5 separate regions of the Mus musculus genome follow, and regions 2, 3, 4 and 5 are each linked to region 1. A link is a loop called in an ENCODE intact Hi-C map of the cell type or tissue named here. Cell type or tissue: heart. All regions are shown on one strand.

What was found. A loop is a pair of places that touch in the nucleus more often than their neighbours do. Peaks named below come from ENCODE experiments on the same cell type or tissue, not always from the same donor. Only the 100,000 strongest peaks of a DNase experiment are listed, where the experiment ranks them.
Region 2: a loop joins it to region 1, with 6 times the contacts of the local background. A loop is called at or near these places in 19 of 42 quality-filtered maps.
Region 3: it touches region 1 in a loop (4-fold over the local background); 9 of 42 quality-filtered maps call a loop at or near these places.
Region 4: it touches region 1 in a loop (3-fold over the local background); 12 of 42 quality-filtered maps call a loop at or near these places.
Region 5: it touches region 1 in a loop (5-fold over the local background); 6 of 42 quality-filtered maps call a loop at or near these places.

What each region holds. Positions count from the first base shown.
Region 1 is chr1:189,925,192-189,930,191 of GRCm38, forward strand. No RefSeq gene overlaps it. Among named protein-coding and RNA genes, the nearest start is that of Smyd2, 5.4 kb to the left of the region's middle. In heart, a CTCF peak has its summit at 2,688 (motif pointing left); a DNase peak (open chromatin) is centred at 2,700; H3K27ac peaks cover 2,652 bases.
Region 2 is chr1:189,695,976-189,700,975 of GRCm38, forward strand. No RefSeq gene overlaps it. Among named protein-coding and RNA genes, the nearest start is that of Cenpf, 10 kb to the left of the region's middle. In heart, a CTCF peak has its summit at 2,637 (motif pointing right); a DNase peak (open chromatin) is centred at 2,606; H3K4me3 peaks cover 602 bases; H3K27ac peaks cover 1,016 bases.
Region 3 is chr1:189,020,722-189,025,721 of GRCm38, forward strand. No RefSeq gene overlaps it. Among named protein-coding and RNA genes, the nearest start is that of Gm36561, 12 kb to the right of the region's middle. In heart, a CTCF peak has its summit at 2,718 (motif pointing right); no DNase peak of the experiment used is centred here.
Region 4 is chr1:189,686,038-189,691,037 of GRCm38, forward strand. Cenpf (centromere protein F) reads right to left here and starts at 2,049. Exons shown (of 18, transcript NM_001081363.2): 1 at 1,939-2,049. In heart, no CTCF peak of the experiment used is centred here; a DNase peak (open chromatin) is centred at 2,174; H3K4me3 peaks cover 3,772 bases; H3K27ac peaks cover 2,705 bases.
Region 5 is chr1:189,673,694-189,678,693 of GRCm38, forward strand. All of the region lies in intron 7 of Cenpf (centromere protein F), which reads right to left. Among named protein-coding and RNA genes, the nearest start is that of Cenpf, 12 kb to the right of the region's middle. In heart, a CTCF peak has its summit at 1,888 (motif pointing left); no DNase peak of the experiment used is centred here.

The DNA of each region.
Region 1 (5,000 bases):
GCAATATAAAGCACAAAACAATACGGAGTTCCATGGAAGACAATCAGCAAAGCCCTGATTGCAAATTCAGTGCGTAGGAGAGCATTAGACACTCAGGGAATAATCTTACTTAAGAAGCGTTTACAGAGCTCCCACTGTGTGCTAGTTACACCTGTAAACATCCTCGGTTAGAGGCCAGAAGAGACCAAGAGCAGAAGCTGATTTTACAAAGGGACAAGAATGGGTTCTCTAGCACCCACACGGTGGCTCATAACCACCTCTAACTCCAGCCTCCAGGGGCACAGTGCCCTCCTCTGACACAGCAGACATGTGATACAAATACATGCAGGCGAAGCCCCACTCCCCAACACACAAATAAAAATTGTAAAAATTCTCATTTAATCTCTCTATTGACACATTGTAGATGAAGGCCTAAACTTAAAATTGTGTGTGCAAGGCTGGGCGTGTAGCCCCATCGAACTGTTCTTATTTGACATGTACAAGAGTTTGGCTCTAATCACTGGAAAAATCTAAAAATCACTTTATCTAATCAAAGCGAGTATATTTAGCCTTGAATCCATGCCCTGGGCCACTTCATTGCTGTTTCTCAGTGAACCTGAGCCCCTAACCCTAGGCCAGCAATGTTTGTGTCTAGATTAGTGCACTACCCGCCTCAATAGCCCTTCCTTGTCTCTCACATCAGCCCAGAGCTCTGCTCTCTGGAAAGATGGCTCAGCAATTGAGTGCTTGCTGTCTTCCCACAGGGCCTGAGTTCAGTTCCCAGCACCCACATCAGGCTGTTTACAACTGCCTGTATCTACAGCTCCAGGGGATCCAGTGGCTTCTTCTATTCTCTGTGGATGCTTGCACTCATCTGGCAGATAGACAGGCACACACACACACACACACACACACACACACACACTCACCCCAAAGTCAAATAAGTCTTTAAAAATCAAACGAAAAGCTGAGCGTGGTGACACATGTATTCAGTCTCACTGCTCACTGAGGCCAGCCTGGTGGTGGTGTGAATTAACGCCTAGATTTATTATACCATAACCAAACATAAAATAAACTCTTCTAATTAAGCAAATCTAAGAAGAACACAAAGACATCAGTATCACTATTGATCGTAATATATAGGCAGTTGCCTATAGTTATAAAGAAAGTTCCAATCAATGGATAGAAGTGTTTTCGTGATCCCAGAGCTATATCTGTAGATGTCAGCTTGGAATGTTTGTGGATTCGAAGGGCCAAAGCCCTCACCCCCTGTGCTCTGCTATCTTGCTGGCAAGCAAGGATGCAGCCATGAACGGAAATAGCCTTTGCTTCTGTGCTTAACTGCAGTGAGAGCCGAGTCCCCTCATGCATAATTCACAACGCGACACCTAAGCCCAGCTGCATTGCAGCATTTCTGTCAGGTGCTCTTACCCATAGAAGAAGCTATTCACGTAGGATTGTCTGTGTGTCTGTCTGTGGAAGGGGGGATAGAAGCCAGATCAAGAGTGCAGTGTACACAAAACTCTCTGATTCTTTTGCTTCTTTTTTTATTTCTTTTTTCTTTCTTTCTTCCTTCCTTTCTTCCTTCCTTCCTTCTTTCCTTCCTTCCTTCCTTCCTTCCTTTCTTTCTTTCTTTTTTTTTTTTTTTGTTTTTTCGAGACAGGGTTTCTCTTTATGCCCTGGCTGTCCTGGAACTCACTTTGTAGACCAGGTTGGCCTTGAACTCAGAAATCCACCTGCCTCTGCCTCCAAGTGCTGGGGCTAAAGGTGTGCGCCACCACTGCCCGGCACTTCTTTTATTTCTTTACTATGTATGTGTGTGTGTACGTATGTTTGTATATGTGTGTGTGTATATGTCTGTGTATGTGTGTCTGTATGTCTCTGTGTGTGTATGTCTGTGCATGTGTCTCTGTGTGTGTATGTCTGTGTCTGTGTGTCTGTGTGCACAAGCACGTACCATGGCACATGGGAAGGTCAGAGGAAAACCTGCACGAGTCTATTTTCTCCTCCCACTTTGTGGGTGGCTCCTGGTGGATCAAACTCAGGTTGTAAAAACTTGGAAGCAAGTGCTTTTATTACCGAGCCGTCTGGCCAGCCCCTAACTGATTTCCTAAGTGACCAGCTCGTTCAGCTTGCCTATGGTAGTTAAGCTGAGCTTGCCATCGTGACTCAGGAACAATAACACTTTTCAACAGATACTAAAGACTGAATAAAAAGGGCAACAAAACCCAAACAAAGTTCCTGTTACTGAAGTGGTTCATCCTGAAAAAGATCTATGAACTGGACAGGTTTTTCTCTCTTGGAAATCTCACTACTTTCCTATCCATATACCAAAGAGAAGAAGAAAAAGAAGAAGGAGGAGAAGGAGAACAAGAACAAGAACAAGAACAAGAAGAAAGAAAGAAAGAGAGAGAGGGAGAGGGAGAGGAAGGGAGGAGAAGGAGTACAAGAACAAGAAGAAGAACAAGAAGAAAGAAAGAAAGAGAGAGGGAGAGGGAGGGAGGGAGGAAGTGAGGAAAGAAGGAAGGAAGGAAAGAAGGAAGGAAGGAAAGAAGGGAGGAAGGAAAGAAGGAAGAGAAAGAAGAGGAGCAGCAGCGGCAACAACGTTATACACTGTGCAGCTAAGTTCTGAGCCATGTGATTTCTCTGCAATGAATGGGCGAACCACTCTGTTATTTTTGGGGCGGCAGTGTCATCTAGTGGCCGCAGGAGGGGGCTGGATCAGAACTTGACATTGTTCCTAAAGGCCATGCCCTTGGTGGACTCACAGGAAGCCAGTTTTAAAGCTTTTGTTTCTCACCCTTCTGAGAAATCCTTGTTGGTTTTATGTGAGAGCAGAAACTGCCACAAAAGAAGCTGCAGCTGCGAGGGCCAGACACTTCAAGCTGCGAAGTGCAGCCTGTCTCCCAGGCCGGCTTTCCAGAGAGTTTTAGTACAATTGTTTACTTTATTTCTTTTGTATGAGGGAAGAAAAACAGGAATAAAAGTGTTAATTGCTGTGAGTTGATGCATTTAGTAATTGAACATGCAGAAGATCATCGGCTTCATGGAGCAGAGCATGCTCAGGTGTCCTTTGCATGGGGGTGGCACAATGCTTAGAAAGCCCCCTCCATGCTAGCTCTTTACATCTCAATAAAAACTAAGCATTAATAGCCTTAAATGCTTGTCACACAGCAAATTGTTAAGATAAAAGCAAAACTTAATATTTTTCTCTAATCTGGGACAAAACCACTCCTGGTTTCATTGTTAACAAATGAGCTTATATATTATGTTAAATATAGCTTAGATCTCACAAATAATAAAGACTCCTTTTTTATGAAATCTAAGGAGAAATGGCTCAGGAGATAAAGGTGCTCAATGACAAGCTGAAAGAGCTAAGTTCAACCCTGGGAAGCTGCACTTACACACACACACACACACACACACACACACACAACACAGTGCACACATATACACATACACATACCACACACAAATACACACATACAAACATAAACATACACACAACACACGCATACATACACATATATGCACACATACAAACATACACATGTATGCACACCATACCACAAACATACACATAACATACACATATACACAAATATATATATATATATATACATGCAATACACAACATATACACATATGACACAAATATACACACAACACATACGCACATGTGTACATACACATATACACAGGCATGCACACACAACACACAATATACATACATACAAACAAACAAACATGTACACACACATACACAAGCATACACATAGACACTTGTAACAACATACACACATAACACACATACATACACAACACATACAGCACACACATAACACACTTACAAACATACACATGCTCACATAACATACATATTCACACATAACAAAGACACAACACATAATACACACAAACACACATGCACACACACATACACTAAAATGGAATAAGGCATTTTAAAGAAAGAAGTGGAGTGTGCTCTTCACTGGCATGTTTCTAAAGCATGGTACTTTGAAAGCATCAGATGAAACTTCGCATTTCTCGTACTGATCTCTAAATCTTCCTTTCCTGCACCATCGCCTGCATTGTTTCTCCAGCATTTTATACACTGAGATCAGAGATACTGACATGGAAAGGAGAGGCAGTAGCAAGTGGGGAAGAATAAAGAGCAGTTAAGAGCAGCTCAGGGCCAAGGGTAAGCCCAGGGAAGGGCCTGTGCAAAGGATGAGTATACTCGGGTTGTGTGGCTCTAACGGTCTCTTGATTTATCAGTGCCAATGCCCACCCCCCTTTGGATGCTGTCGAGGATTGGAAATGTAGTTAAAGACTGTTCTTGTTCTCCGGGAGTTTAGGCTGTAGAAGAGGGGACATAATGAGAAAGCTATAAAAACCAAGAGATGCTCAGCCTCAGGCTCTCAGGCGCGTCTGTTCTGATCACTGCTGTAGCCCCAGGCAGTGCCAGACAGAATGTAGGTGCTCAATAAACACTTCTTAAGGGGACGGATAATACAACACAGATGGAGTTCTGCCATTTGGGAATTATAAACAAACACTGGCTGACACAGAGGCAGGCAGCTTCCAGCGCGTTGACATTCTATTTTTAACTTACAACGGTGAAACTCAGCCCATTAAACACACTCTCCTGGACTTGCTATTGTTTTTCAAATCTGTCAACTGCTCTGCCACCTTCTTCAGATTCTGAACACTCTGGGTCTCAGAAAAATGAGAGACTCAGACAGAAGACACTTGTAGGAGCAGGACATGATGGAGGACTCTTTTAAGCATATACTTTGAGAAAGAAAGTTTATTCTTGGGGAAAGTAAAGCAAGGGAGACATTCTGGGCCGAGGCAGCAAGAGCCGCAGGAGACATCAGAGACTTTACAATGTATCTGATGCTGAGCCACAGGTGTTCGCAGCCTGGCAACCGCAGGCCACACCCCTGTAGGTCTTCTATTAGAACAGTACTCACTCTTAACTGCTGAGCTGTCTCCCCAGACTCCCCTTGGCTCTTTCC
Region 2 (5,000 bases), 230 kb before region 1:
AGAGGGTTTCCTTGAGGAAACAGGGCAGGACGATTGGATTTAGTTCCCAAGTCTACCAACTGATTATTTCCAGTACAGCCTGGAAAAGGTCATCGTCAGCAAGACAATGGATATTATAGTAAGGATACCTGACTCTTCAAGAAGGTCATGGCCGCTGACCTCGAGAGGTCAGTGCTGACAGTTGGATGTGCTGCTGGGGCACTGAGTTTCACAGTGTCCCTGCAAATAAAAGACTCTAGAGTGAGCCTGGCAGTGGTGGCACATGCTTTTAATCTCAGCACTTGAGAGGCAGAGGCAGGTGGATCTCTGCGAGTTCAGGGCTAGCCTGGTCTACAGAGTGAGTTCCAGAACGGCCCGGGACACACAGAGAAACCCTGTCGTGAAAAACAGAAACAACAAAAAGAGATTCTAGAGTGTCCTAGGACGGCACCCGAATTTAACCACCTTGTCCGGGTAACGAGAAGGTACTTGTTAGAGTGGGCAGCTCAGCTGGAGTAGCAGATGAAGGTGAAGCTCTGCCACTATAGCTAACAGATCACTGTGTTCCTGGGTGAGAGAGAAATGGCTGGCATACTGGAGTCTTCCTTGATCTATGTGGCTAGAAAAAGTAATGTACTGGCTCAGAAGGATCTGTGGGCCACACCAATGCAAAGTCAAGCAAGCATGTTAACTGGGCCGTGTCATTGGACGGGTCTGATGATTACCACAAAAGTAAGGCCAACCAGCTGGCAAGTCTCAGTGAGATACATACACGCTGAAAAGCTGAAGCAAAGACTCTTTCTCCACTAGCAAATGCTTCGCCGTTTGAAAACCAGCTGCTCTTGTGGGTCATGAAGACTGAACAGCCGATCATGGGACATGAGTTATGTCGCCAGTACTGACCATCACTGAGTATTGTTTGCCATTGGTAGTTATATTGCATTGGATCTCTTCCACCCCAAAGGAATTGACTGGCCCCTTCTTCCCCTTTCCTCAGTGTTGGGCAGAACTACTCTGAGAAGTAAAAGAATCTCTGGTTTGCACCCATAGGATCTTGCAAGATATTGCCTTGGCAGAATACTTGATTTATTGAGAAATATGTTTATAGTCCATGCTTATTGTAAGCTTCTCTGTCCCAGCTTTCTTTCTGTTGCTATAATAAACCACTGACTAAAAGCAACTTGGAGGGGAAGAGGGCTTATCTGGCTGATATTTCTAGGTCACAGTCCATCACTGAGGGACGTCAGGGCAGGAGCTCAAGCAGGACCATGGAGGCAGGAACTGAAGCAGAAGCCATGGAGGAGTGCTGCTTACTGCCTTATGCTCACCTGTCCTTCTTATACAGCCCAGGCCCACCTGCCTGAGGAGGATGACACCTCCCATGGTGCACTGGGCCCACCTACATCAATTAGCAAGCAAGAAAATGCCCACAGACCCACCCCCAGGCCAGTCTGTTGAGGCAGTTCCTCAGCTGAGGCTCCTTTCTCCCAGGTGACACTAAGTTGGGTCAAGTTGGCAATAAGAAGTAACCAGAGCAACCTCCTACCTCTTTCCTGTGACTAACTGCTCTGACACCATTGCTGTCATGGGCTGAAGTTTGTCCTCTATAAATTTTGTCCTACATTCTGAAATTGTGACCCCCCAGTACTTCAGAGTGTAACTGGAAGCAAGGTAATTTAGTAAGACAGGGTCAGATGTAATTTAGTAAGACAGGGTCATTATGGTGAAGCCTAATCCAATGTGACTACATCCTTATTAAGAATCCAGGGAAGAGACTGTCTAAGGAGATATGCTCAATGGATGGAGTATCTGACACACAGTGTGAGGGCCTAAGTCAGTTCAGATCCCTAACACTAATGCAAAAAACTCCAAGTGTGATTTTAATTCCAGAACTGGAGAGGTAGAGACGGGAAGTCCCCTAGGGATTGTTGGCCATCCGTTCTACCCAAATCAGTGAGATTTGGTTCCAGCTTCAATGAGAAAGGGTCTCAAAATGTAAGGTAGATGACTACCTAGGGAGGTGTATAATGTCAGCCTCGGGTCTCTAAATATACACACAAAGTTGCCTGTATGTGCATGCACATAGATGTATCACATAGAGTTGCCTGTGTGTGCATGCACATAGATGTATCACATAGAGTTGCCTGTGTGTGCATGCACATAGATGTATCACATAGAGTTGCCTGTGTGTGCATGCACATAGATGTGTCACATAGAGTTGCTCCAGGTGTGGTAGCACAGTCAGAAATGCAGACAGCATGTAAAAATCGTAGCTATGTGGGTACTAGCAGGGGACGCCAAAGGTTTAGGGAATAGCAGAAGCCAGGAGGGAGACACCATGGGGTCTCCTTTGCTGCCATCCCCAGGTCCCTGCCCTCCCAACACTTGATCTTGGATTTCCACCCCGAGAACTGTGAAACATCCCGTCTCTGCTGTTCCAAGCTGCCATATTTAGCATGTCTTGATTTAGTGGCCCCGGAATACCAATACAGATACCAAGTTGGAATCATCAGCTAAACATTAGCAGCTAGAGGCTCAACTAAGACACCAGTTCAGGGATAACACCTCTAGAGCAGAGAGCGGGGCCCCTCCTCCCCGAGTGCTGTCAGCACCAAAGCAGCACCTCCAGCCTCACCCCTGGGAGCTGGACTGTGCAAGCCTGAGGCCAGCAGAGGGAGACTTGGCTCCTCTCCCTGCCACCAAGATAACCCCACTTTAGGCTCTACTGAGTAAGGTGTGGAGCGGGAATGCACAGAAGGGTTCTAAAGTGCTTGTAGCCACACCAGTCACTGGTTTCCTTCTGCATGAGAACAGCAGAGAAAGGAGATGGGATAGTAGCATGAGGTTTATCCACCTGGCTGCCCTCTCTGCCACAGAAGAGCATCAGAGAAGATACACCTGAAGCTCACGTACTCCCTGGCAGCATCAAGAATTGATGCCTATCAGCTAGAACCTTGGTCCAGGCATCATGCATGCTTCTTACATCAGTTCCCTCCCTCTCCCTCTCCCTCTCCCTCTCCCTCTCCCTCTCCCTCCCCCTCCCCCTCCCCCTCCCCCTCCCCCTCCCCCCCTCCCCCTCCCCTCCCCCTCTCCCTCTCCCTGTCTCGGCATTTTATTTAAAACATTGTATTTGTGGCTGGAGAATTAGCTCAGTGGTTAAAAGCACTTAGTGTTGTTGCAAAGGACCCTGGTTTAATTCCCAGGACCCACATGGAGGCTCACCATCTCTTCAAGGACCAGCACATGTGGCACACAAATACACATGAAGGCAAAACTCTTATACACATAAAATAGTCAAAATCTGAAATGTTTATAAATAAATAAATAAAGCAAACATTGTATTGGGCAGAGGGGCACATGTGTGCCTCCGTGCACATATGCCCACTCGGATTATTCACCTTGGTGAAGCATGTCTCTCTTGTTTCTGCAGGCTCACTGGCCTCTCGGGTCCTAGATGATTCTCCTAGCTCTGCCTTCCACACCTCTGTAAGAATGCTGGGGTCACAGACATATCCCACCAGTCAGGATTCTGATGCGTGTTCCAGGACTCACGTTGTCAGGCTTGCGAGGCGGACGCTTTTACCTGTTGATCCAGGTTCCCAGCCCCTCCAGTTCTCTATGACAAAGTCTTCCTTAGCTTAGGCCCCTAAGTCAGCACAGTGACAGAGTGAACTTAACACAAAGACAGAGTTGGTGAGATGGCTCAGCAGTTAAGAGCACCGACTGCTCTCCCAAAGGTCCTGAGTTCAAATCCCACCAACCACATGGAGGCTCACAAGCATCTATAATGAAATCTGATGCCCTCTTCTGGAGTGTCTGAAGGCAGCTACAGTGTAATTACATATAATAAATTAATTTTTTTAAAAAAACCACAAAGACAAATGGATCTGGACACAATGAGAGGTAGACTATAGCCAATAACTTTGTGGCATCCTCATGGCCCATGTGGTGTTAGCTGAAGGTGTGTCAAGCTGCCATGTGAGAGTGTTGCACAAACACTCCTGGGAGATCCGCAGAAGTATGTGTCTACCCCAGATAGGACACTGACAGACCAAAGAGAGGTCTCTGTGAGTCCAGCTTACCAAACCAATTCGGTTCACTAACAACTGGTGGCTGCATCTGAGGTGAGGATCTGATGGCCCTCTCTCTCCTTCCTCCTGCGAGGACAGGCTGGTAAGACCAGTTTTGTAAAGGTCTCGACGGGGTGAAAATAATAACAGCATATCATGTCAGAGAACAGAGTACTGTACTATGGGGCTCAAACCCCATGCCATGCAGTGCAAGCCACAAGTCTTTAGGTGTCTCCAGAACTCTCTTGGACACTAGGGGAGCCTGTTTTACCAGTGCCAAGTATGACCTGGAAGTAAGGAGCAGTCATGACTTCCTGAGAGGATCCCCAGCAAGTGGGCTTGAGAGTCAATAGGTGGGTGTCCATCCCACATGCAGTGTGGAGAGCAGGAAACAGCAAGCCCAGACGCGCCGCTCACTACAGCAGCCGTGACAGGGGCCTTCCTTTGACTTCTCCGGGGCCTTGCTTCTCCTCAGCACTTTGCTTCCTGCATTATCACAAAAGACGCTTCCTCTCCCCAGGTTTGTCTTGTTCTCTGTCTGGAGAACACAAAGCAGTCAGAAGGCTTTCAGTTTCCACACGTGAGGACTGCGGCCTGGCTTCCCAATGCTTCAGATACACTGCAGCCGGCCGTGTCCCCAGACTCTCGATGTCCATCTCTGGGAAGTCAGAAGTACACCACTAGAGATTTGCTCCGATTCACCCCACTTTCAGACTAGGGCTTACATTTCTGTGCTTGTCATATATATATATATATATATATATATATATATGGAAGTCTGGATATATATATATATATATATATATATATATATATATATATATATATATATATATATATATATATATATATATATATATATATATATATATATATATATATATATATATATATATATATATATATCCAGACTTCCATAGGACAAGATTGAGCATCTTGTGGGCAAGAAAC
Region 3 (5,000 bases), 900 kb before region 1:
CAGCTCTCAGAGCCTCCTGGAGGTTGACCTCTGCTGATCCCTGAGGCCGAGCCTTCCTTCAAGACCAACGCTAATCTTCAATATATAAAATTCTATCTAAATAAATTTGAAAGCTACCCAGTATTCACTGTCTCTGTTTTCTTCTGGTCTTCTTACCTGACTGACTCTGTCTTTCTCTGCACTCTGTGTCCTCCCAGACTTTCCTGACTCGCCACTGTGAACTTGCCACACACACTTCCTTTGTGTGTTAAATGCTCGAGGGGCACACACCTCTGCCATAAACATTCCGCACTCCCGTGATCCTTATCCCTCTGGGAAAGCGCAAGCGTCCCTCAGCATCTGTCCCTGGGTTGTTAGTCCTTTGCGTGTACACCTGTTTACAAAGCACCATGAATGGACCAGGTGGACCGTGTTGGGCAAAGTCACGGTAAAGATAAAGTCTTGAGCCTGTGAATGTACAACTTGGTGATGAAGGCAGACAGAAAAAACTAACCATTAGCAAATTACAGAAAAATAAATGTCAATTGTATAATGTAATTTTAAAACTACAGGGTGTAGGTGAAGCCCTGATCAAATGTATTGCTATGTCAAGGGGGACGTGCCTCGGACCCGTGAGCATGGCCATTTCAAGAGATAAGCACCTAAGACCCATGAGCAAGGACATGTCATAAGACAGGTGCCTCAGACCCATGAGCAAGGACATGTCAAGGGACAGGTGCCTCAGACCTGTGAACATGGCTATGTCAAAGGACGGGTGCCTCAGACTCATGGAGTGGCAGAGCCTTCCTCAGGGGTGAGTATGAGTGTTGATAGTGTATGCAGAAAATCTCCACCACAGCTTTCTCACCTCAGATGTTACAGCCTGAAGACTGCTCCCCTATAGAGACAGCTCCTACCCAGATTAGACAAGCCTGCCTCCTTGTTTAGCATTTATAATAGCTCCAGCTTCCTGTTCCATTGCATACAATAAAGCAGGAAGTGTGGCTTCTCCATCAGAAAGCCCAAACCACTTGATCCCAACTTCTCTATGTCTGTGATTTCTTCATTCTCTTGTAGCCGTATTGTCAGGATTCTGGGAGCCAGGCCATGCAAAGCCATGGCAAAAAAAACCATAATTATAAGGTGCTCTCAGCAGCTTATAATTTTTGACACAACTGCTCAGTCACACAAGTTCTTCCATGCATCCATCCCAGCTGCATGCAGTCTCAGGAGGCGCTAGAGTATGGAAGTGTTGACTGAATGGAAGAATCCATTTATGCAGCTTCTGGGATCTTACATGCGTTCTCGAGACCGGCCAGGAAGAACGCAACAAACCGGAATCTTCTGCGGCAAAAGCTTTATTGCTTACATCTTTAGGAGCCAGAGAGCAAGAGAGCAAGAGCAAGAGCTCTATTGCTTACATCTTTAGGAGCCAGAGCGCAAGAGAGCAAGAGCGCAAGAGAGAGAGCAAGAGCTCTATTGCTTACATCTTTAGGAGCCAGAGCGCAAGAGAGCAAGAGAGCAAGAGAGAGAATGGCAAAACCCCGTCCCTTTTAAGGAGAATTATCCTCCGCCTAGGACGTGTCACTCCCTGATTGGCTGCAGCCCATTGGCTGAGTTGTCGTCACGGGGAAGGCAGAGCACATGGGGTAGAGAACTACCCTTGGCACATGCGCAGATTATTTGTTTACCACTTAGAACACAGGATGTCAGCGCCATCTTGTAACGGCGAATGTGAGGGCGGCTCCCAACACTGGGAGACTGTGACCCCTGCTTGGGTGGGACTCTTTGGTGATGCACCTGTTTTAGAATCATTTTAGAAAGCAACCTTTCACACATGTTCCTGTATGTAAGCAAAAATAAAAATGTCATGGGTTCACCAAGCTGGACTTATATAAATAATTTCCTTGTTCTCTCATGGGTCCCTACCTTGGGTGAATAGAAGGCACTGATAGAGAATAGGATGACTAAGTTACAGGGTCAAGGAACAGGGTGGTATTTTCAGACACTAACAAAGCTACATGCATGACCAGCAACAACACATTATTGGGAGATGATCCATGGGAAGTTGCCCAGTGTTGGTTAAAAGAGCAAAAGTGAGGGAAAGCAAGAATCGCCAATGAGAACAGAGGACAGAAACTCGATGTCAACAGAGGAAGGCTAGGGTATGGCACCTAAGAGGTGAGCTATGAGGACATCTGGCCCCATGAGTTCTTCAGATATAACCTTAAGGTAAAGAGCTGAAATAAAACGATTCCCTGAGAGGAAAATTAGACCAAACCCCCCAGAGAGGGAGAGGAAAATCAGACCAAGCCCCCCTGAGAGGAAAAGTGAGAGCATGGAACCAGGCGGCAGATGGAGAGACCACACCCAACCGTAAGACAATGCCAGAGTCTGATCGACTGTTCATGCAGGCTGCTCAGTCTTCATGGGCCTGTGACATCATCAAACTATCCAGGTGCACACAAGTACACATGCAAGGAAGAGAGCCATGCCCAGAGTATTAGTGTCCTCTGAGATTAAGACATACCAAATACTTAACAGATATACATCTTGCTTTTACCTGGAGAAACTGCTTCTTTGGGAAGCAGGCCATACCTGAGAATAAATTTTTGGAAGCCTGAAAACTGAGCGCAAAAAGAAAGTATAACTTTTAGTGAATAGGACACTATTTACTTAGTGAATATAAAACAGCCACATTTTTAGAAAACATGATCGTCTAAGTGAATTCCTTAGCTTGGCCACTAGATGGCAACATTCTTTCAAAATTGTTTTATATCTACCTTTAACTTATTATATTGGATTTTTAATTACCACAGAGGGGCAGAGTTTGATGGCATTTTCACTCCTTCCCTCACCCCTGCACCATCTCCCATGCCTGTGCCATGTGTGCCCCACCCATCCCAGGCCCCTCCCTTTTGCTATTTCATCACAAGGGTCCCTTTCCCTTTTTCTAGCTTAGATGCTAGGATCCACATACGAGAAAGAATATGCAGTTTTTGTCTCTCTGAGCCCAAGTTGGCTCATGAATATACTTTTCAAACCTCATGGAATAAAACTAGCAAGGATTACCACCCCCTCCCAACATACGCATGCACAAATACATAAGAACTTGGAGATTGTCAATGCATTTTTGAATGAACACTGGGTGAGTCATTGAAGAAATTAAAGAGACCAATTAAACATTCTTAGAATCAAGTGGGAATGAGGTCACTGCCTACCAGAAACTCTGGGACACAGCCAAGGCAGTCAAGAACAAAGTTTGTAACTATAACCACTTTTCTCAAATATTAGAGAGCTCAAATGTAAATAAACCAATGAGCTCAAATAAGTACCCCAAAGCTCCAGAAAAAAAAAATGAAGCCAAACCCAAGCCAACAGTAGACATCAATCATGATTTAGACCAAACAAAACAGAAAGAGAAAGTAGAGCTTCTAGACCAACCAAATGAGAAGTTGGATTTTGGAAAGATTAAAAGAATTTCGGATTGCCAACTCCCTAGCTGAGAGGGGGCAGGCAGAGAGAGAGAGAGAGAGAGAGAGAGAGAGAGAGAGAGAGAGAAATAGAGAATAGATGATTGATAGAAAGATAAATGGATAGATGGATGATAGATAGATAGATAGATAGATAGATAGATAGATAGATAGATATAGGTATAGATTGATTGATAGACAGTCAGATAGATATGATAGATGAATGGATGGATGGATGGATGGATGGATGGATGGATGGATGGATGGTGTGATAGTCCATATAACAGTGAGCCCCAACAGGCTCATAGGCTTGAAGGCTTGGTCACCAGGGAGTGGTACTATTTGAAAGGATTAGGGGCTGTGACTTTGTTGGAGGAAGCCTGTTGCTGGTGGTGGGCTCTGAGGTTTCCAATAGCTCATTCTGAGCCTCGTGGCTACTTCTCTTCCTGATGCCCGTGAATCTAGAAGTAGAACTCTCAACTACTGCTTCAGCACTGCGCTGTCTGCACACTGCTGTGCTCCTGACATGATGAAAATGGACTAAACAACCTCCTTTTAGAAGAGTTGTCATGGTCATGGTATCTTTTCAGAGCAACAGAACACTAAGCAGACAGACCAGAGAGAGAAAAGAACCCATATAAATAAAATAGTACACAGAGGGAAGCTGTTATATAGATTTCATTGAGATCCAGAACATCATTTGTAATGCTTTCAGAATATAATCAACATACTGGACAAAATCTAGAAGTTATAAAGGTTTAAATGCTTATGACTACCAAATGTAAAGTTATAAGACATGAACAATTTAAAAAGACTTGAGACAATCCACAGAACAAAATAGGAGTTAAATTTTTCTTAACAAAGAAAGGCTCAGGGATGGCTGTTCACGGGTAAGTTCTACCAGAGTGAAAAGGAAGATGTAATGCCAGCATTTTGTAAACTGATCCACAAAAGAGAAAGGCACAGGACATTAGCAAACTTCTTACAAAGTCAGGACTGCCCTGATTTCAAAATCAGATAAAGTCATACAAAGGCATACAAACACACACACACACACACACACACACACACACACACACACACTTGACCGACTTCTCTAACAAATATAGAAAAATTCTCAAACAAATAAAGAAAAATCCTCAATAAAATACTTGCAAACTAAATTGGAGAACACATGAAAGACAAATGCTATGAACAAGTTGGTTTCATTTGTAGCTGCCAGGGGCCATGGTTTCCTGGGTTCCTGAAAGGAAAGCTGGGGATGGATGGGAAGGATGGCGAGAGAAATAACGAGCCAAGACAAAGTTCTCTGATCAAGGCTCAATGTTTTAATTCTAGGGTCTGAATTTAAAGGGGGGAGACCCATCCATCCCACATTATGCCAGGAACTCCTCAGGAAAATGAGCCCAGGCTGCTCAGCAGGTGGTGGCTTCTTGCAGGAAGCTGCAGATGTGGCAGACAATAGACTTTACCTAGGTCGGAAGACTCCACTCTAGGTGAGCTAGCAACTGTGGCAAACAAGATCTGAGCCTGTCTGCTCAGTGCTGG
Region 4 (5,000 bases), 240 kb before region 1:
AACACAGACAGGGACTCAAAGGACAACTCGAGCCCTGCCACTGTCACTCAGACCCAACTGTTCTTTCTGTCTTGTTTTGTCAATTGTGAGAATGATGTTGGCAACTTCCTGGAGCATTACAATGGCATCTCCCATTCTGTATGTGTTATCTATGATGTTAATGCCCCAAAAATATACTTCAGTTCATGACGCTGAGGAAATGTGGATCACCGCTTTCCGAGCCACATCCGTGTTTGTATACTGAGATAGTATCTAACTGTAAATATTTTGAAAAAATACTTTCAAAAGTTAAAGAGAAACAAGGATCTTGACATATTAGATACCGGGCCTTGAAGACAGTTTTTGGTGTCAGCTTCATTATTTTTTTTCCCAGATCTCATTTCACAGAAGACATGTGTAACTCCACACTCAATTTCCCACAAAATTTTCTGAAAGAAATCAAAGGCCTCTTAACTAAAACAAAGAGCAATTGACCCTGTAGCTTGTTCATTCAAGAGTGAGGAGAGTACATTAGACCAAAAACCACACGCAAAAATTGTCTTAACAATTCAGCCAGCCACCGAAATCAATACATCAACGTGCCACAGCCATATCCACCTTTCACCCCAGCACTTGGGAGACAGAGGCCAGTGGATCTCTGAGTTTGAAGCCAGCCTGGTCTACAGAGTGAGTTCCAGGCCAGACAGGGCTACACAGCCAACAAGTCAAAAAACAAAACAAAATAAAAGCAACAAAACATCTAGAGAGGCAATATAAGCAAGGGAATCCAGCAGGTTTATTTTCTAATTCAAAACCTACAAACAGCTATATTCATGTTTGTAGTCACACACTTTGTTGAGAGCAAGAAGATATTTACAAATGTAGTTAAGATAACTAAAGTTATATTTTATTATGCTGAGGATTAGTATACAGTATTTACACTTTAAATTTCTAATTACAGTCTTAACCCTATCTTCCCAGGGCTGCTCACCTGGGTGACATATTTTAGCTTGTCAGGTTCAGTTTTTTTTTTCCTTTTTATTATTATTATTTATTCATTCTACATCCTAATGGTAGCCTCCCCTTCTGCCTGTGATCCCAGTCCCATCCTCACAAACACCTTCCCTTCTCAGAGAGGGGAGGAGACCCCCTTGGATACCACCTGATCCTGGGACATCAAATTGAAGCAAGACTACACACAACCTTTCCCATTAAGGCCTTACAAGCCAACAGAAGTTTTTGATTTGAGGCTCCTGAGGGCAGATTATGGTGGTGTCTTCTCATATGTGCAGCGCAGAGCATTGTCTTAGTCTCCAATTATATACTGTTCACTGGGGATCATGGGGTTTTAGGATTGTTATTTGGAGTGAGTGATGTCAGAGTTTTGGTTATTAGTCTTGGGTGTTTAAAAGGCATTTTTTTTTACTATGTTCATTACACACTTATATACATTTTCTACCTCTCCTACACTTATATATAAATACATCACACCGATCGCCTAATTGCCATTAGGTGTTGACTGGGTACGGAACAACCTGTCAGCCACCTAAATCGGGTCACTAGAGCAAAAGTTGTAAAATCCGTAAATGTAAAAAATTAAGATTAAAGAGGCAGGGTCTGAGAAGAAGACTTTGAAAGATGAAGCAAAATCTCTGTGGTGACGGTGTAAAAGAACTTCCACCGAAAGTATGTCTTTAAAATGCGGAGGGCTCCGTTCATGGGCCCACCGCCCGCCTCAGGCCCTAAAGAGGGTCTGGCAGGTTTCTGCTGTTGTCCTCCGTCAGGATCCCCTGCCTCTCTGCCAGTGCTAGCTAGTTCTGGCTGCTGAGCACACAGCACAGCCTGGCACCCTGGCGACCCTAAGCCGCCAAGTGAGAAAGAAGCTTCTAGAAACCATGCGGGCCTCCGATGGGGGGCCGCGGGCGGAGGACGGGGGCCCCGAGGGGGGACGCTGCTCACCTGAGCTCCTCACAGAACCTGGCTCCGGGCTCTGCGAGCCCCGAGTTCCTCACCGCCGAGCTCCTCACACAGCGCACCGTTCCTCCCCGACCAGCACGAGCGATTCAAACTGCCCGCCGCCGCCGCCCCTCTTCCCTCCCGCTCACTTCCGGTCCCGCCCAGCTAGCCTCCACGCCCATTGGCCATGGCGAGAGGCTTTCGACCAGTCCTCACCCGGCTTCTCGGTGAGCCGCCTCTGATTGGCCCTTTTGGACGACTGTTTAAAAACAAGCAGAGCCGGCGGCGGAGCCTGCGCAGACGTCGGATGCACTGGCGTTGCCTAGAGACGGGCTCCGCACGCTGGGAGGAGCGGACTGCGGGTCTGAATGAGGGTTAAACCCTGAGCGGCTGGGCGGGCTTGAGGAGCAGGGTAAGGTGAGGTCTGTGCTGCGGGGAGGCCGCTCGCTCTAACCGTAGGACAAGCGTAAGGTGTTAGCTCTGAGGGGATTATTATTATAAAAGTTAGCTGCGAAGTTGATTATTACTTTAAAAGTTGGCGCGCACCTGCCATAGCAGCCCTGCGGAGGGCGTTTGGAGGACAGCCTGGCTATAGACAAGAGTCCTTGTCTCGAAAAGAAAAGAAGAGGGGAGGGGAGGCGGGGGGTGGGGGGGCGGATAACAGAGGCACAGTATAACAAATAATCTGAACTTGAATCTAGACATGCATGCAAAACTCAACTGCTGACCTCTCTGTCATCTCCATATTTTCAAAATCTGGATATGCGATTCGCATGGGTTGTGGTGGCTCACGCCGACAGGATTTACTGAATATGAGATCCGAGGGGAACACTTCATCAGATTCAAATATTCACAAGGCTCTTCTAAACTGAGTATACTGCTTCCACTTTCCTAATAGCACCTAAATGCCTAAATATTTTTCTTTAAAAGTAAATATCCATAGGAGGTATGGGATGTGATGCAAACGGAGGGTGGATAGGGGCGGGGGTATGGAATATGGAGTGTGGAAAATAAATTTAAAATAAAATAATTTTAAAAAAAGAAGTAAATATCCTTGGAATTGTAGAGGTGGCTCAGCAGTTGCTGCTCTTGCAGAAGACCTGGGTACAGTTCCTAACATCCACATAGTAGGTCACAACTATCTATAAATCCAGCTCAGGGAATCTGATTCCCTTTTCTGGGCCCACAGGCAACAGGTATGTAACGACATACGTGCTGGCAAAACATGCATGCACATAAAATTAAAACATAAAAATGCTCTCAGTTCCTCTTTCCTCTCCAGTGATCCCTCTCATTGTCTCTCTGCTCACATCCCATTTCTTTTTAGGGTCACTTAGTGCCCAGGGCTTATCCCAGCACCCAGTTTCCCCAGGAAGGCAGCTAAGAGTTACAGAGTCAGATGGAGACCAAAGCTGCTTTATCTTTGGCAGTTCTCTTTGCTATTCTGTAGCCAAAGACTACTTACTTTTAGCAATTTCTCTGACTTTAATTCTTTGCTATTGTATGTCCAAAAGCTGCTTGCTTTCAGGAGTTTTTCTCTTTAATTCTTTGCTATTCTAAGACCTCTGGTTTCTGGTAATTTGACTCCAACTGATAGCAACAAGAGTATTAGAAAAAAGGCTTAGTTTCTCTCTGACTCAAGGACCCCTCCATGGCCAGGCTAGAGGCTTGGAGTCTGTTAACTCTTTGTGAGCCAGAGAGAAAAGAAGAGGAAGAAAGAATTCAAACACACAACTACACACACACACTCTGGCCCTGCCGGACCACCTGTCTCAACAATTTCACAAGTGTTCATGCCAACTTACATAGATACACATATACCTACATATTATTTATGTACATACACATGGACAAACGGACATAGACATATATTCATTTGGTGAATGGGGCTGAGCCCTAAATGCCACACTTTGTTTTTTCTCTCTGGCAAATTTACCTTTTTAGACAAAAATTCTTTATAAAATTACCTCACAGATGAAATGTTACACAGAAGGAGGGTTACAGAAGGGTGTTGACAGTAAGCTCAAAGCAGTGATTCGTTCTACAAGGTCATTATAAATTCAAAGCAGTAGTTTTACTTTATTGCTTTATTATAGTGCACACTTGTAGCCTCTTCCTTGAACCTGACTTAAAATGAATGCTTTTCCTTGATCATAAATTTGTCCCAAGCCTGCATTCTTTCCCTCGTGCAATTAGCCTGTGACATGTGAAGAGCACTATTTGCAGCTTTATTTCTTAGGGGACTTGAGATTACTTACATCAATTTGAGTTCTATAAAATCATCAGAAATTGTAAAATCGTCTATTCGTCTATACCAAATTGCTACATGAGAGTACATCGTCATGGTGATCTAGAGGGAATGTGTCCAATAGTGTGGGCAGAGGCCCATCAATCCTTAGGTTGTGTAATACTGACAGAAAAGGCGTATCAATAGCAGGAAGCAATCCTGGGAAGAAGTCTCTGATGGCCTCAGAGCTCACCCATAGCAGCCCATGCAAAACAGTGGACTGTCTCCAGAAAACCCACTTGCATGCTTTTTTCCTAGATGGTTTCTGACAGGTATGACAGGGGTTGTTACTTTCTAATCAAAAGTGCTTTTAGATAAAGCTGTCTCCCTCCCTCTCTGAATCATGGAGGTAATATGGCCTGTTTCAGCAGCATAATAGTTTTCATCTATTTTTATCTATTTGAGGATTTAAAACATTTTCTAATGAACACAGCTGCTCACATCGTTATGAGAGTCTCCCTCACACTGCTGTCCATTCCACAAGAAAGCCACCCCTGCTAGATGACAGTTTGATGGCGATTTTGGTTCATTTATTGGGGTTTCATTTAGAACCAATTGCTAGTGTTGGGTAGAATATACCTTTCCCCCTCGTCTTCAACCTTTATGTGTTTCCGTTTTGGTTGTTTCTCCTACAACACCACATTGTTTTATTCTGCTGTACAGTCTTCCTACATATCAACTTATATTTTACTGTGATAAATTTAAACAAAGCATGCATATTTTAACTCTGAAGTGCAAAAAATTATGTGACAAGTATGTACACCTCTATAAACACCTC
Region 5 (5,000 bases), 250 kb before region 1:
ACCCCAGAAAATCACAGCTGTTTTCTAATTACGTTCTCACAAGCAACAGAAAGAATATGCTGTTGCTTTCTTATATATACAGTTATCTGCCAATTTTAAAATTACATGAAAACTTAGGGTATTTTCCTAAAATTAAACAAAATTGTCTTAATCAGCCAAGGGTTGAGATTCGTTGCATTCCTTGAAGCCACCCCTTTAAGTTCAAATCCTTACAATGGCTGATCCCCAAAATATAGCATTCAAGTAGTAATAAGAAAGCTCTATAGGGCTGGAGAGGTGCTCAGAGGTTATGTGCACTGGCTGCGCTTCCAGAGGACTACAAATTCCCAGCACCCACATGGCAGCTCACAACTGTCTCTAACTCCAGGTCCAGGCAATCTGACAGCCACATACAGACATGCCTCCAAGCAAAACAGCAATGCACATAAATAATCGAAAAAACAGAAAGCTTATATTAATGGGAAAGAGTTCTCCACTCTGTGAGATGCCTCAATTTAGTAAGCCTCCCCACTAATATTTTCTCTGAAATTCTACCAATACATCCATGTTTGAGTGTGTGTGTCCATGGATTTACAAATATGTAGAAAAGAGTGCATGAGCCGGCGCCATGGAGACCAGAGTCAACATCACGCTCTCCATCTCAATGGTTCTCCATCTTAGGTTTTCAGGCGCAGTCTCTCAAGGATACTGGACAAGTTCACCAATTCTGCTGGACAGCCTAGACCGCCAGCAGCAGGGCTCCTTCTGCCTTTGTCCCCACCCTACTTCCCCTCCAGCGGTAGGACTACAGACACATGCAACCATTACCAGCTATGTTGAATTACTATGTGTACATATGTGATGGGAGCGCGCAACACAAGCAAACAGGTCAGAGAACAGCTTCTGGGAGGGAGTCAGTTCTCTCCTACAAGGGCTCCAAGGACTAAACTCAGGCTGTCAGTTTCTGTAGCAGCTACTTTTACCCACTGAGTCAATTCACAAATCCCATTTATGCATGCAAGTAATTTAAGCATGAGTGTTGGGGACAGATTAAACTACTGTCCTCAGGCTTGTGTGATAAGCACTTTACTGAGGAAGCCATCTGTTCAGCTACCCAGAGTCTAATTTAACACTATTATGAGTATTATATTGGAAATCTGAGAATTGAAGAAAACACTATGCAATATTTTGCTGGAAGACAAATGTCAGTTATTAACTAAGCAAAGATGAACGAACAGTACCAAACTGGTCAATGGTGACGAAATGATTTTGGAAATAGCAGAGCTTTAAGATGATAAAAGTGAACTTTACATAGTGGCACATTTCAGCATTCAAGACGGAGACAGGAAATCATCAGTTTGAGGCCAGCCTGAGTTATCCAAAGGAACAGTTTCTCAACAGAAACAACTGAAAGTTTCACGTGTGTGCATGCGTGTACTCTATCATGCAGATGGGTTCCCAGCTTTTTATTTAGGGGCTGGGGCTCCACTCAGGTCCACAGCAAGCACTTTACCAACTGAACCATTTCCCTAGCCTCAGAAAAGATTACATGCTTAAGCCAACAGATCAAATTCACCTTCTGCCTCAGACATTAAGATACCTTCATTGTTACAATAAGCTTTAAGTTTTTAAATTCCCAAGGAATAGTACTACATGATTTATAAGAAAAAATATAAATTTAACAAATAGTGACTGAGAATCTACTTTGCTCTGCATATGGAAATGGATAGACAACTCAAAATCACTGGCCATAAGGACAGACTGGCATTTTGATGATTGACAATCTCATAAATAAATAAATAAATAAATAAATAAAATAAAATAAAAAGCACCAAAGTAAATGGACCCTTGGTGCCCTCTACTGGTACTCCCTCAAAATGCAACACATCCCTAAGGGACTTCAATCCTTTCTTTATAGACAGGGTACATTAAAACAGAACTTTGAAGGTATTTATACTTCATTCAAAAATATTTTGATTGCCACTGTGGTACCAGTTATGCACAGTCCATGTGTAAGTAACTGGCCACTAGATGTCATGTATGCTCCATAATGCTCTAAGACAATGGTTCCTTCCTAATGCTGAGACTCTTTAATACAGTTCTCATGTTGTGGTGACCCGCCCCACTAACCATAAAGTTCTTCTCATTGCTGCTTTATAACTGTAATTTTGCTACTTTTTTGAACCATAATGTAAGTATATGCTATACAGGATATCTAATATACAACCCCTTTGAAAGTGTCATCTGCATAAAGTTGATAAACAATGCTCAAAATTGTAAGCTCCAGTTCTTGCAACTGTGTATTTATGACCCTGAGCACTCCCTCGCAGCCTCAAAGGAAAGCTTGAAAATTGTTAGAAAAGACCCAAACTACACGCAAGCATTCAATCACTTGAGAGCACAGAGTATATTACCTCCATTTTTTTTTTGAAATAAGCAATTCTAATGGCACACAACATAATGCAATGTCAGCAAAACACTTAAAGTCTCATGAGGCATAAAAGAAAATGAAAATGAATTTTCAGTTGGTGAGATTTGAAACCGACTCGGGGAAAAAAAAGACATCCAAAAGACACAGAAATAAAAGCAAATCTTAAGGACCTGGAGGAATAGTAATGAGATGAAGGTCAGAGTCAAGTTCTAAGCACTGTCCAAGTAAAAACTCTAACAATAATCTAAGAGACCTCACCAAAAATGACAGGTAGGACAAAAAAGATCCTTTCTCACCAAAACAAAACTAATGTTAGTTCTTGTTATAGAGACAGAGATGTAACCTAAAATTAGCTGAGTTGACTATAAACTCAATAATAAGCTGTAATAACAGCAGTTAATATTATAAATTCACAGTGGCCCAGCAAAACCTTTACCTCAATCTTTACATCTCAACTTCACTTTGAAAAAAGATAGACTAGGGATATTCTCATCTATTCTGCACAGCAACAAATTCCAAGTCAGAACATTACTTGGAGATAAACTGTGACTAGAAGGAAGGAAGGAGACTAACTAAAGAGTTCGCTGGGAGAAAACAAAACAAAACAAGCAAACACAACTCAACCCAGAAACAGCCTTCAGGAGTGGAGAGGAGTCAAATCATCTTCAAATAAAGGAGACTAGGGCCTTCTGGCCAGCACACACCCTGAAACAGTCCAACAGGAAGCACTGTAAGCAGAAACGTAACAATCGCAGAACTAACACTTACACTCAGAACCCTGGAAAGGGAGCAAACACAAGAAAGCAACAATAACCTCTGACATTTTTAAACATCTGACAACTGGCTTAAAAAATATAATACAGTCAATCTAGCTCTAAGTTTATGTCAGAAAACACTTGAACTATTATACATGGGGAGGGTAAGAGCAAGGGAGACAAGTGTTAACATAACTTGTTAAAAGCTGGCAAAATGAACATACCAATCACCTATGAATCCTAGGAAATGTTTATGTAATCCATGGAAAGGTAAGAAACAAAGCAATAAAAAGCAGAAACAGAAAACAAAACAAAAATGGCAGGCTTAAGTCATGACCAATAGTTACATTAAATGTAAATGAGCTAAATTCACCAACAGTAAAGAACTAAAAAAAAAAAACATGACCTAACTGTATGCAAAGCATACATCAAAGTAGAATGAAAACAGAAAAAGACAAATACAGAAATTTGACAACTCTGATTAAAAACAGAAAACATCAGGAGACAAATGATTTTGTTAATTATTTTTAAAAAAAGGGAGGACTGGAGAGACAGCTCAGAGGTTGAGAGCACTGATTGCTCTTTCAGAGGTCCTGAGTTTAATTTCCAGCAACCACATAGTGGCTCATGACCATCTGTGGTGGGATCTGATGCCCTCTTCTGGTGTGTCTGAGGACAGCTGCAGAACTCATATACATAAAATATTCTTTTAAAAACTGAATGTAAAACATTAAATTTCCATGAAAGCCATCTCCAGGTTTGGGTGACTTCACTAGCAAACTCTACTGCATCCAAGAAGAAAATCAACCAATGGCACTTTCTTCCAGAAAGCAGAGCAGCGCCGTCCCCAGCTCACTTTATGAAGCTGACATTACCCTGTAACAAGTATCATCCAAAGATGTCAGAAAGAAGAAATGCCAAAGAGTAAATACCTCTCACCAAAGTCAGATACCTAAATCCTTACCAAGTTATTGGCAAATAAAATTCACATCTAAATAAAAAGTTACATACCATACATAGTCACGTGGGACTCTTTCCAAACAAATAAGGTTCCTTCAAATATCTGAAACCCAATCAGTGTAGTCTGCCACATTAATAAGCTAGAACATCATATAACTAAATGTGAATCTTCAGTTACCTTAAAGCAAAATTCTAACTGGGGAAGAACAAGGAACTTGGCCATGGAAAGCAAAGAGACACAGGTCTACTGAAGCACTTTTCACATAATACTCAGAAATGTTATTTATGAAAAGAAAACAAATCCTTAAGAACACCTCAGACATGGTTTTTAAGAGTTCTCTGTAATTCTAATAGCCAATAGAAAGAACCCTATGCCTAGGATATAAATAGTGACATTAAGAGGACTGTGAGGAAGATGCCAGAAGCAATGGCAAGAAAACACAAAGATTGGAGGGTAAGTGGGTATTCCAAACAGAATGATAAGATAAGCCACTGGGCCAGAGACTGGCTCCAGAAAGCCCCAGACCCATCATAGCTGGTTCTGGAAGGTAATTCACTTCTCCACGATAGTAGTGGATTAAAAAAAATTTATTATTTATTATACTACTATTTTCTGATTTTATCTCACTATTATTATATTCTACTTCCAATAATTTTTATTGATCTACATATCTCCAGGTCTTGAACAATGCAGAACAGACAGCAGCACTCAATAAATAACTTGGTGAATGAAAACAGTGACAGTGAAAACCAGAGAACCAGAGGTAGGCGGGGTTAAATACGACCTCACTCAAAACCTTCAGAAAGGTCTATGGCTGCACGCACCTGCTGAGCCCCAGGGGTGATCATCTAACGCCACCCTGTCCTGGGATGAA